Regions from separate parts of the Homo sapiens genome. Here region 2 is linked to region 1. Evidence: chromatin loops called from intact Hi-C (ENCODE). Cell type or tissue: ovary. All regions are shown on one strand. Links, peaks and the distances in the headings refer to the core of each region. The heading gives the core; the rest is flanking DNA. Region 1 has its middle 17 kb from the start of FAM110A. Region 2 has its middle 10 kb from the start of PSMF1.

Evidence for each region. Peaks named below come from ENCODE experiments on the same cell type or tissue, not always from the same donor. Only the 100,000 strongest peaks of a DNase experiment are listed, where the experiment ranks them.
Region 2: it touches region 1 in a loop (4-fold over the local background); 60 of 110 quality-filtered maps call a loop at or near these places.

What each region holds. Positions count from the first base shown.
Region 1 is chr20:813,605-818,980 of GRCh38, forward strand. No RefSeq gene overlaps it. Among named protein-coding and RNA genes, the nearest start is that of FAM110A, 17 kb to the right of the region's middle. RefSeq lists a silencer at 3,979-4,155. In ovary, for the core only: a CTCF peak has its summit at 2,591 (motif pointing right); a DNase peak (open chromatin) is centred at 2,597.
Region 2 is chr20:1,105,711-1,111,086 of GRCh38, forward strand. No RefSeq gene overlaps it. Among named protein-coding and RNA genes, the nearest start is that of PSMF1, 10 kb to the right of the region's middle. RefSeq lists an enhancer at 2,956-3,005. In ovary, for the core only: no CTCF peak of the experiment used is centred there; a DNase peak (open chromatin) is centred at 2,904.

The sequences.
Region 1 (5,376 bases), core at 263-5,262:
TTCCTGGTAAAACAATGAATAATCCACCCCTTGTTTAGCATACGATCAAGGAGTAACTATAAGTATGTTCAGCTGAGCAGCCCATGCCACTGCCCTGCCTATGGAGTAGCCATTATTTTATTCCTTTACTTTCTTAAATAAACTTGCTTTCACTTTACTCTATGGATTCACCCCAAATTCCTTCTTGTGTGAGGTCCAGAAACCCTGTCTTGGGGTCTGGTTTGGTACCCCTTTCTGGTAATAATTCTGTAAGTATTTGTAGTACGTCTGAGCCACCAAAATTTCCATACTGATCCTTCCATTAGAATATCCTTTCTGCCTGTCTCTTTCTGGCAGGATCTGATCCATATTTCAAAGCCAGTCTCAAATGCCACCTTTTCCAAAGAAACCTATCCTTATATCTTTATCTAATACAAACAGTATATATTGGGAGCCTAAGAAATGCTTGTTGCATACATCAATGAATGAACCCCAAACCAATGTATTTCTCCCTTCCTTGTAATCTCCAGAAATGTTTATAAACTTTGTTGTTGTTTATTTGTTTGTTTTATTTTTATTTTTATTTTGAGATGGAGTTTTGTTCTTGTCACCCAGGCGGGAGTGTAATGGCGCGATCTCGGCTCACCACAACCTCTGCCTCCTGGGTTCAAGTGATTCTCCTGTCTCAGCCTCCCGAGTAGCTGGGATTACAGGTGTGCACTACCATGCCCAGCTAATTTTTGTGGTTTTAGTAGAAATGGGGTTTCACCATGTTGGTCAGGCTGGTCTCAAACTCCTGACCTCAGGTGATCCACCCGCCTTGGCCTCCCAAAGTGCTGGGATTACAGGCGTGAGCCACCGTGCCCGGCCTGTTGCTATTTATTTAATATACTTTATTTTTTTGAGCGATTATAAGTTTATTTTTATTTATTTATTTATTTATTTATTTATTTTTGAGACAGGGTCTCATTGTCACCTCTTGCCCAGGCTGGAGTGCAGTGGCACGATGTTAGCTCACTGCAACCTCTGCCTCCCAGAGTCAAGTGATCCTGCCACCTCAGCCTCCTGAGTAGTTGGGACCACAGATGTGCACCACCACGCTGGGCTACTATTTTTATATTTTTAGTGCAGATGGGGTTTTGCCATGTTGCTCAGGCTGATCCTGAACTCCTGAGCTCAAGCAATCTGCCTGCCTTGGCCTCCCAAAGTTCTGGAATTACATGCGTGAGCTACTGAGCCCGGCCTTAGGTTTACAGAACAGCATTCCACCCATGTTATTTATGCAGGGGAGCACACCACACACATCACTTTGCAGCTTCCTTTCTCCTCTTATATGTCTTACAGATCTTTCTGTGTTCTGTACATTGAGACACTCATTCATTGGCTTCACTCATTCATTTGAATTCATTCCTTTGTTCAACAGATATTTATCGTCAGCTCTATGTCAGGCACTATGAGAAGTGCTTGGGATATAAAACTGAACAAAATAAACAAAGTCCTTTCCATTGGAGAGATGACATTCTAGTGTAAGGAGATAGACAATAGATAATAAATACAACAAATAAATAAATACATGGTTTAGTATGTTATAAGATGCTTTCTGTAGGAAAAAAGTGAGAGGGACCTGGAGTGGAGGGAGGACCGAGTGGGGACAGGTGCAGGGTGGGGGCAGCCAGTAGAGCCCCTCTGAGGAGGAGTGGATCACAGGAGGATGACTGGCAAGACCTAAAGGTGGCAAGCTGTCTCTGGTGCTGGCTCTGAGAGCAGGATAGCTGGAGTAGAGTGAGGGAAAGGCGAGGTCAGAGGTGAACCTGCAGGGCAGGTGGGGCTCCTTCCGCTAGCGCATGGTGTTCCATTATCCAGATGCACCAGGACAAATGTCGCCCACTGCCATTACTAGGTGCTTACCATGTGCCATCAAGAACAATACCGCAGGCCGGGTGCGGTGGCTCACGCCTGTAATCCCAGCATTTTGGGAGGCCAAGATGGGTGGATCACTTGAGGTCAGGAGTTCGAGACCAGCCTGGCTAACATGGTGAAACCTGGTCTCGACTAGAAATCTAAAATTAGCCTAGCGTGGAGGCGCACTCCTGTAAACCCAGCTACTTGGGAGGCTGAGGCAGGAGAATCTATTGAACCCAGGAGGCAGAGGTTGCAGTGAGCCTAGATTTCGCCATTGCACTCCAACTGGGCAAGAGCAAAAATCTGTCTCAAAAAACAAACAAAAACAATACTGCAATAAACATTCTGTCAGTCTGTCATTTTGCCCATGGACAGAATATCTGCAGAATTAATTCCCGGCAGTGAACTTGAGAGAGATCACCCAATTGCCTTCCAAAGGAGCTGTGCCTGGACCATGGGTTTCAGCACAAAGTGCTGCTCCCTCCAACTTGTAGACTCTTCTGGCAGGTCACGGTGGAGCTCACATTCTAGCGGGAGAGTGTCCAGGGCAGAGATATTCCATTCCGTGTCTTTTCTCCCAGGGCTCGCACAGAGAGGGTTCACGCGGTAGTCAGTAGGTGGGCAGTGCTTGGTGAAGGCATTGATGGGTGGAGGGATTGAAGGATGAATGAATGGATTAGGGGCTGACAGTGCCGCTGCAGTTACTCAAAGGAGCCACCAGGAGGCGCAGGGAGCCCACATTCTGGAGACAAACCTTTTAAAAAAAGCATCTGGTGACTTAACGACCTTTTCACCAATGGCTTGTGTGGGGCCTTAATGCTAGGGTGAGAAAAAGGTGGGAGATGGAAGAAAGGGGAGTGGGTAAAAGGACATGTGGGAGAAGAAGGCAGAGAGAGGGCCTTCTGAGGGGGCCTCCACGCCAGGTAAGGACCGTTTAGCTCCCCTAAGAGCCTGCAGCATTGATGCAGATCCCAGCAAAGCCAAAACCCCCTTATGCCCACAGTTGAGCCCAAAAGCCCAGAACAGAGGGGAAAAATAAATTTCAGGATAGGCCAGGTGAAGTGGCTTACGCCTGTAATCCCAAAACTTGGCGAGGTCAAGTAATCCCAAGTACTTTGGGAGGCTGACAGGGGAAACTCTATCTAAAAAAAAAAAATAAGAAAAGGAATTTCCAGGATAAATATGTACAGTATAATCCCATTTATGTGAAAAAAAAAATCTCCACAAATAAATTCCTTTGTGCGTGTGTGTGTGTGTGTGTGTGTGTGTGTTTGTGTGTGACGGAGTCTCAGTCTGTCGCCCAGGCTGAAGTGCAGTGGCACGTTCTCGGCTCACTGCAACCTCCGGCTCCCAGGTTCAAGCAATTCTCCTGCCTCAGCCTCCTGAGTATCTGGGATTACAGGCGTGTGACACCACACCCAGCTAATTTTTGTATTTGTGGTAGAGACGGGGTTTCACCATGTTGGTCAGGCTGGTCTCGAACTCCTGACCTCGTGATCTGCCCGCCTCAGCCTCCCATAAATTCTACATATTAGTTTGGGGAGTGTGTATTTACCACATACACATCTACAGGGAAAATCTGGAAAGGTAAATGTCGAATTGACAACAGTGGTTACTTTTGTTATTGTGTGTGTAGAGAGGGGCAGGGGACAAAAAGGAAAATGAGGAGTGATCAAAGGGGACTTTAATTTTCTTTTTTTTTTTTGAGACAGAGTCTCAGCTCACTGCAACCTCTGTCTCCCAGGTTCAAGTGATTCTCCTGCCTCAGCCTCCCAGGTAGCTGGGATTACAGGCACCCGCCACCACGCCTAGCTAATTTTTGTATTTTATTTTAGTAGAGACAGGGTTTCGGTTTCACCATGTTGGCCAGGCTGGTCTCAAACTCCTGACCTCAGGTGATCTGCCTGCTGCGGCCTCCCAAAGTGCTGGGATTACAGGCGTGAGTCACTGCACCGGGCCCCCAAAGGGGACTTTAGACTAAACTGAAACATTTTAACTTTCCAGGAATCTGTAACCCTGCTATTATATAACCACAAATTAAAAATTACTTTAAAAAATGAAAAAAAAAAAAAAAAAAAAAAGGCTGGGAGCGGTGGCTCACACCTGTAATCCCAGCACTTTGGGAGGCTGAGGCAGGAGGATCACGAGGTCAGGGGTTTGAGACCAGCCTGGCCAAAACGGTGAAACCCTGCCTCTACTAAAAAGACAAAAATTAGCAGAGTGTGGTGGCACGTGCCTGCAGTTCCAACTACTCAGGAGGCTGAGGCAGGAGAATCGCTTGAACTTGGGAGGCAGAGGTTGCAGTGAGCCTAGACTGCGCCATTGCACTCCAGCCTGGGCAACAGAGCAAGACTCCGGCTCAAAGAAAAAAAAAAAAGGAAAAGAGAAAAAAAAAGGAACAATAACAACAACAAAAATTAAATGCTATCTTGTGTTGCATCAATAGAAGTCTTACGTGCAGCTCAAGGGAGGTGACAGCCCCCTCTGCTCTGCTCAGACCACACCTGGGACCTCCTTTCCTCTTCTTGGCCCTGTCCCGTGAGAAGAATAATGACAGCCTAAGGCATGCTGGGGGTTGGAGATGGGGGGAGGCTGGGGCCATCTGCACATGATACAGATCCAGGAATAGTCCCTTTACCCAAGCGGGAGAAACTGGGCAGGTGAGCAGCTTCCAGGTGTGTGGATGGCAAATGGATGCCAGACTTTAGGATAGGAATCCAGGGGTGCAGCGGATGGAAAGTCCAGCCCAGGATGGGGCATAGTTTTCCCACCCAGCTAGGGAGGGAGGGTAGGGGCTACTCTGGGGTGTCAGGAGTGCCGAAGCCTGAGGTAGGCGCAAGCCAGGCAGCATGGCAGCATCCTTCCAGAGGGTGTTGTGCAGCTGTGGAAAACAATTGCTGGGAGGCCGGCAGGGGCAGTGGTGGAGGAGACCAGAGCTTAATTCTAGGTGAGTCACAATAGCCTCATCTGTAGAATGAGTGAGGGGTGGGGCGTAGTTTCAGATTTTTTTTTTTTTTTTGACACGTAGTTTCGCTCCTGTTGCCCAGGCTGGAGCGCAATGGCGCAATCTCGGCTCACCGCAACCTCCGCCTCCCGGGTTCAAGCGACTCTCCTGCCTCAGCCTCCTGAGTAGCTGGGATTACAGCCATGTGCCACCATGCCCGGCTAATTTTGTATTTTTAGTAGAGACGGGGTTTCTCCATGTTGGTCAGGCTGGTCTTGAACTCTTGATCCGCCCGCCTTGGCCTCCCAAAGTGCTGGGATTACAGGCGTCAGCCACCGTGCCCCACCAGTTTCTGACTGATTTTCTTTTTTTTTTTTTTTTGAGACGGAGTCCCGCTCTGTCGCCCGGGCGAAGTGCAGTGGCGCGATCTCGGCTCCCTGCAAGCTCCGCCTCCCGGGTTCACGCCATTCCCGGGCCTGGGACCACAGGCGCCGCCACCACGCCCGGCTAGTATCTTTTTTTATTTTTATTTTCAATAGAGACGGGGTTTC
Region 2 (5,376 bases), core at 194-5,193, 290 kb after region 1:
TTCGGCAATTGGCACAGGGATGCTCTAAGATGACAGCTCTGTGCAGGAGGACAGCTGGGCCACAGACAAGGCGGGGAGAAGACACAGATTCAGATGAAGCTGGACTCTGCCCTGTCCTTCTCATCCTGGCCAACTTAAGACCTGACCCAGCAGTTGGGAAACATCTTTTCCTTTTCTCTTGCTAAAGTCCAGCTGGGGCCAGCCTTTTTCCACCAGGCCATGTGAGCAAGATGGAAACTATGACAGTTCTGGATGGGCTGGAGGCTGGACTTTATCCCTGCCACATCCCTGCCAGCCAGTCACCCTGACCTACCACATCCATGCCACCTGCCTGCCAGGCCATTCCCAGAGTTGCTCTGTCCTGGACAGCTTGGCAGCTGTGAAGTGCCTCACACAGTGCAGGGAATAGGAGATGATGTCACTCAGGAGTTCGGCTGACCGAGCACTCCTGGAAAGATGGGCAGACTGAGGCCCCACCAGGAGAGGAGGTGCTCAACAAAATCTCGTGTTCAACAAAATCATATGGCTTGCGACACCAGAGAGGCCTGGGTTTTAACCCAGTTTGTGCTGATTTTCGAAGTGGTCAGAACTATTCTTACAAGGTGTCAACGCACACTGAGTGAGGGCATGGGTCAGGGTTGTTTGTGTGTGTTGCCCATTTCATCCTCCTCACAATACAGTGTAAGAGACATTGTTATAACCTTTGATTAGGGAACCAAGACTTCACTGTCTGTGAAGTATTCTACTCTACCAGCTCATTGCATCTTCACGCAACCAGGGAGTATTACAATTAGTCACTCCATTTTACAGATGAGATGAGAAGATGCTGGATGAGAAGCCTTGAATCTCCAGGCCAAAAAGGGCTATAGAGAAAACTACAGCACACCCTTCTGGGGAATGTATGATTCTAGCTCTGTTCGTTGTCTCTGAGCTTAATATTTTGCACTTTATAAATTGCAGATAACTGATAGACATACAAACTTTGTCTTGTCTGATGGAACTGACTTCCATCCCCTTTGTGGAAAAATTAACTCTGCCTCCAATTATAATTCAATTCCTTTATTCCATATAAATTTGTGCTTTTTTGACTTGTCCTTTGACCCAGTTGTAACATCTGTCTATTTATTTTACTCTATATACATTTGTACTTTTCTTTTGAATGAGTTATAACATCTGTCTTGCCCCCTCATTGTTTAACAAGTAAACTAAAATCTTTAGTATGGGTTCATTTTTATAGCTGTAAGAGAGTCACGGTTTTAACCTTTTTCTGAAAATTATCTTTTAACAGAGCCTAGAAATCAACGCCTGATTCTTACTGAAGTAGTCCTGGAAACAAACCCTCCCATTCCTCCTTGCTCACCTCCAGCACTCAGGGCGCCCTTCCATTTTGTAGGTAATCCTCATTCAGGGTGCTACCTATCACCCCTTAGCTTACAAATGTGCAAATTAAGGCTCAAAGAGGCAAAGCAACTTGCCCAAGTCTACACGGGAAAGCCAAGCTGTGTGTGTGTGTGTATGTGTGTGTGTCCTGACTGCTTGACCAGATTGTGAATTCAGCTCCAGGTAGAGTACAAAGAATACATTTGGAAACAGTCTGGTGCTTGATGGGGGCCAGGTAATGCTGTGATTAAACAGCAGGTTCCAGGGGCCTTGGCAGGTTGCACAATCTCCAGGGAGTGAGACTGCAGCAGTACTGTTAGTACCGTTGGTGGTGTCTTTGACTCCTGCAAATCCTAAAGAACAGTTCAGGCCTAGGTGGTGGTCTCTTTCTGTCCCTTCCTAGCTCTCCACCTAAGAAAATTGCCCAGGGTCATACTGCTTGTAAGTGAAAAAGCCGGGATTTGAGCCCAGGAAGTCTGACTTGCAAACTTGCATGCTGCAGGGTTCAAGACTTGGACTTAAACCCAAGTTTGTTCTTCTCAGCTGTGTGACCCTGGAAAAGTTGCTTAAGTTCTCTGAGCTACTTAACTTCTCATTTAAAAGTTGTTATGAAAATTGAATTAGATAACATGAGCCAAGTGCCAGACACATAGTAAATCCTCAATAAATAGGTGCTGTTTTCCAAGGCCTCATTATCTCAAATAATGAGCCACCTCTTAGGGGCCCTTATCATGAGCCAGGTACTGTGGGAGGCATTTTATTGACATCATGTTCAGAAATTCTCCCAACAGCCCTTGGGGAGACACCACTATAACCCCTATTTGACAATTTGATAAGCCATTTCCCCAAAGTTGCACAGTGAGTAAGCAAAGAGGCCGAGATGTAAACCCAGGTTCCCTGACTCCAAGGCCTAGACACTTTTCTACACTATGCACCTGCTAATGTATTTATTCACTCATCACATATTTATTGGGCACCTACTATGTATGCCAGGCTCTGTTCTAGGTGCCAGGACTATAGCAGTGAACCAAACAGACACAAATCCCTGTGCTCATGAAGCTGATGTTCTGGTTTGGGGAGCATCAGGCAGAGCTTCTAGCCTTTCAAGGTAATACTGGTCACCCCTCCCACCTGCCTGACCAAGGTGGGCAAGTGCCTGATGGAACTTTGGAGTTGGAGCTGGACATGGGTGGCATGGGGGCAAGGCAAGGATCAGGCCCAAGTCTGTGAAAGGATGGAGACAAAGAGAAGTAGGGGGTACAGGAAAGAGAGTGGCCTCAGAAACCGACCCTCTGTGCCTCCAAGGACTTGGGTTCTCTGGGGACCGTCTCTCCCTGAAGGCAACGATCCCCAGAGCTAAAATCAGGTATTTCCAGGTGTGAAGGCTGATTGCAGTGTGGACAGAGCCTGCTGGGGGGGCTCTGGTCTAGGGCTCCCCTGAACCTCCTGGTGGAATGAAGTCAGGATGGAGGAGAGTGTGCCTCTCCCTGCGTGGCTGCCATCTGTGGACATTTGGGTGGGCCAGGGTGCCCTCTTGTGGCCTCCCTTGTCTCTGCAGAGACTCTTCATGTGTCCCTGTGGTTGGAGGAGCTTCCCATGCCTAGATCGTTTCTCTGTTCCCAGCCTGGACCCTTGACCCTTTTTTCTATTCCCAGCCTTTTCTGCCCCTGAGGTCTGAAAAATGGTCCTCGTCATGACTCTTGGCTTTTCCTGTGTAGATCTTGAAACTCAGAGCTCAGAATCCCGCAAGCCCTTAGTGATGCTGTTGGAGGCATGGCACTGTGATGAGGAGGCAAGCAGGCTGACCGCCTGGCTCAAATCCTGACCCTGCTGCTTAGGACAATGGCACAACTTCTCCCTTATTTTTCTCATTTTTAAAGCGAAGATAATAATAGTTTCTACCTTAAAGTGTTGTTCTGGGAATTAAATGAGACAATATACATTGAGCAATTTGTCAAAGCCCCAGTACTACCCCCCGACCCCCACCACACACACACACTCACACTCACACCTTTTATGCCTTCCCTTAGTATTTCAGAGGCCTGAAACCTAACAAGTGCATTTTTCAGAATGACTTGCCAGCTGGGTTCCAAGTTAGATCCAGCCACTGGGAGGCAGAGGCAGGGGCACATTATTGCTTCTCCAACAGCAGTGGCAGAATCTTGAGTTTTAGGTTTCAGTTTGGCAGCAGCCTCTGCAGGTCCCCCCACCACCCTACATACACACAGACTGCCCCAGGATGGGAGGCAGCTGTGATCACTGCTGGTGGTTTTCTGAAGCTCCTGCAATGTCCAGACTTTCTGAAAGCTGGTGGCAGCTTTCCCCAATCTTTACATTCCAATCCATCCACTGGTTCAGTAAGCATCATATTTTTCCCATTAAATCCCCTTCTGCTGGATGTCAAGCAACCAGGGCTCTCATTCATTGTTGGCAGGTGTGGAAAATGGTATGACCATTTTGGGAACACATTTGGCAGTTTCCTATAAACATATACTCTACCATAAGATCCAGCAATTCTACACCTAGGAATTTATCCAAGACCAGTGAAATCATAAGGCCATACCAAGACCTGTCCATGTATGTCTACAGCAGCATTACTCATCACCATCCCAAGCTGGAAACAACCCAAATGCCCATCAATAAGGGACTGGACAAACTGGCACATCCATACAACACAATATTACTCAATAAAAAGGAAGGTACTGATACACACAACATGGATGAAGTTTGGACATGATGATGAGTGAAAAAAGGCATGAAGGGGTATTATTTTATGTGTCAACTATGGAGGGGTGCCAAACCTTCAAGAAAATAATTGCCACACAGCTGTGAGGAGTGCAGTTTGCTAACGTCCTCCGGCCATAGGACCACTGGGATCATGCTGAAGCCATGCTCTTTACGGGCAGCCCACCGAGCAGAGACAGCACTAAGGCCTGGCCATTTCAATCCAACAGGGAACTCTCTATGATATTTCTTGGTGCTGGAGTTCTCCGTTGGGCTGGCTGAGACTTTCTCACTAATCCTTATTCCTTCCTTCTCTTCTTTTGTAGGAGCCAGATCAGCAGAAAGGCCTGAAGGTTCTCCCCACATACTCCTGTTCCCACTCCCCTTTTCCTTTTGTGACTTATCCCCAATAAACCTCTAACACTGCTAACTCCATCTTGACATCTGCTTCCTGGGGCATTGTATACATTTCATTTATATGAACTTTTAAGAGAGGCAAAATTAGATACCAAAAATATAGATGCAAAAAACACAGATCAGTGGTTGCCTGGTGATATGATTTGGATGTTTTGTCCCCTCCAAATCTCCTGCTGAAATGTGACCTCCAATGCTAGAAGCGGGCATAGGGGGAGGTGTTTGGGTCATGGGGGTAGATTCCTCATGAATGGCTTGGTGTCCTCCCCATGGTAATGAGTGAGTTCTCACTCTATTAGTTCATGTGAGAGCTGGTTATTTAAAGGATCCTGGCACCTCTTCCTTGCTCCCTCCCCTTCTCTTTCTCCATATGACATGCATGCTTCCCCTTTGCCTTCCACCATGATTGAAAGCTTCCTAGGCCTCACCAGAAGCCAAGCAGATACTGGTGTCATGCTAGACAGCCTGCAGTGCCTTTCTTTAGAAATTACCCAGTCCCAGGTATTCCTTTATAGCAATGCAAAATGGACTAACACACCTCAGCTAGAGGCTGGAGAGATTAACTGCCAAGGCACATGAGGAAATTTTTTGGAGTCATGTAAACATGCTATATCTTGGTCATGGTGGTTACGCTGGTCTATACATTAGGCAAAACTCATGAAGTATACAACTAAAACGGGTGATTTTATTGTATGTAAATTATCTCAATAGAGATGAATTTTTAAAAATCCTTTCTTTCTGGAAATACCTAGAGAATACGGTGGTTATAAGACTGTGTGCATTTGTCAAAACTCAGAGTTATACACTAAAAAGGGGGAGTTGTACAATCTATAAATTATGTTTTTGGCCAGGCATGGT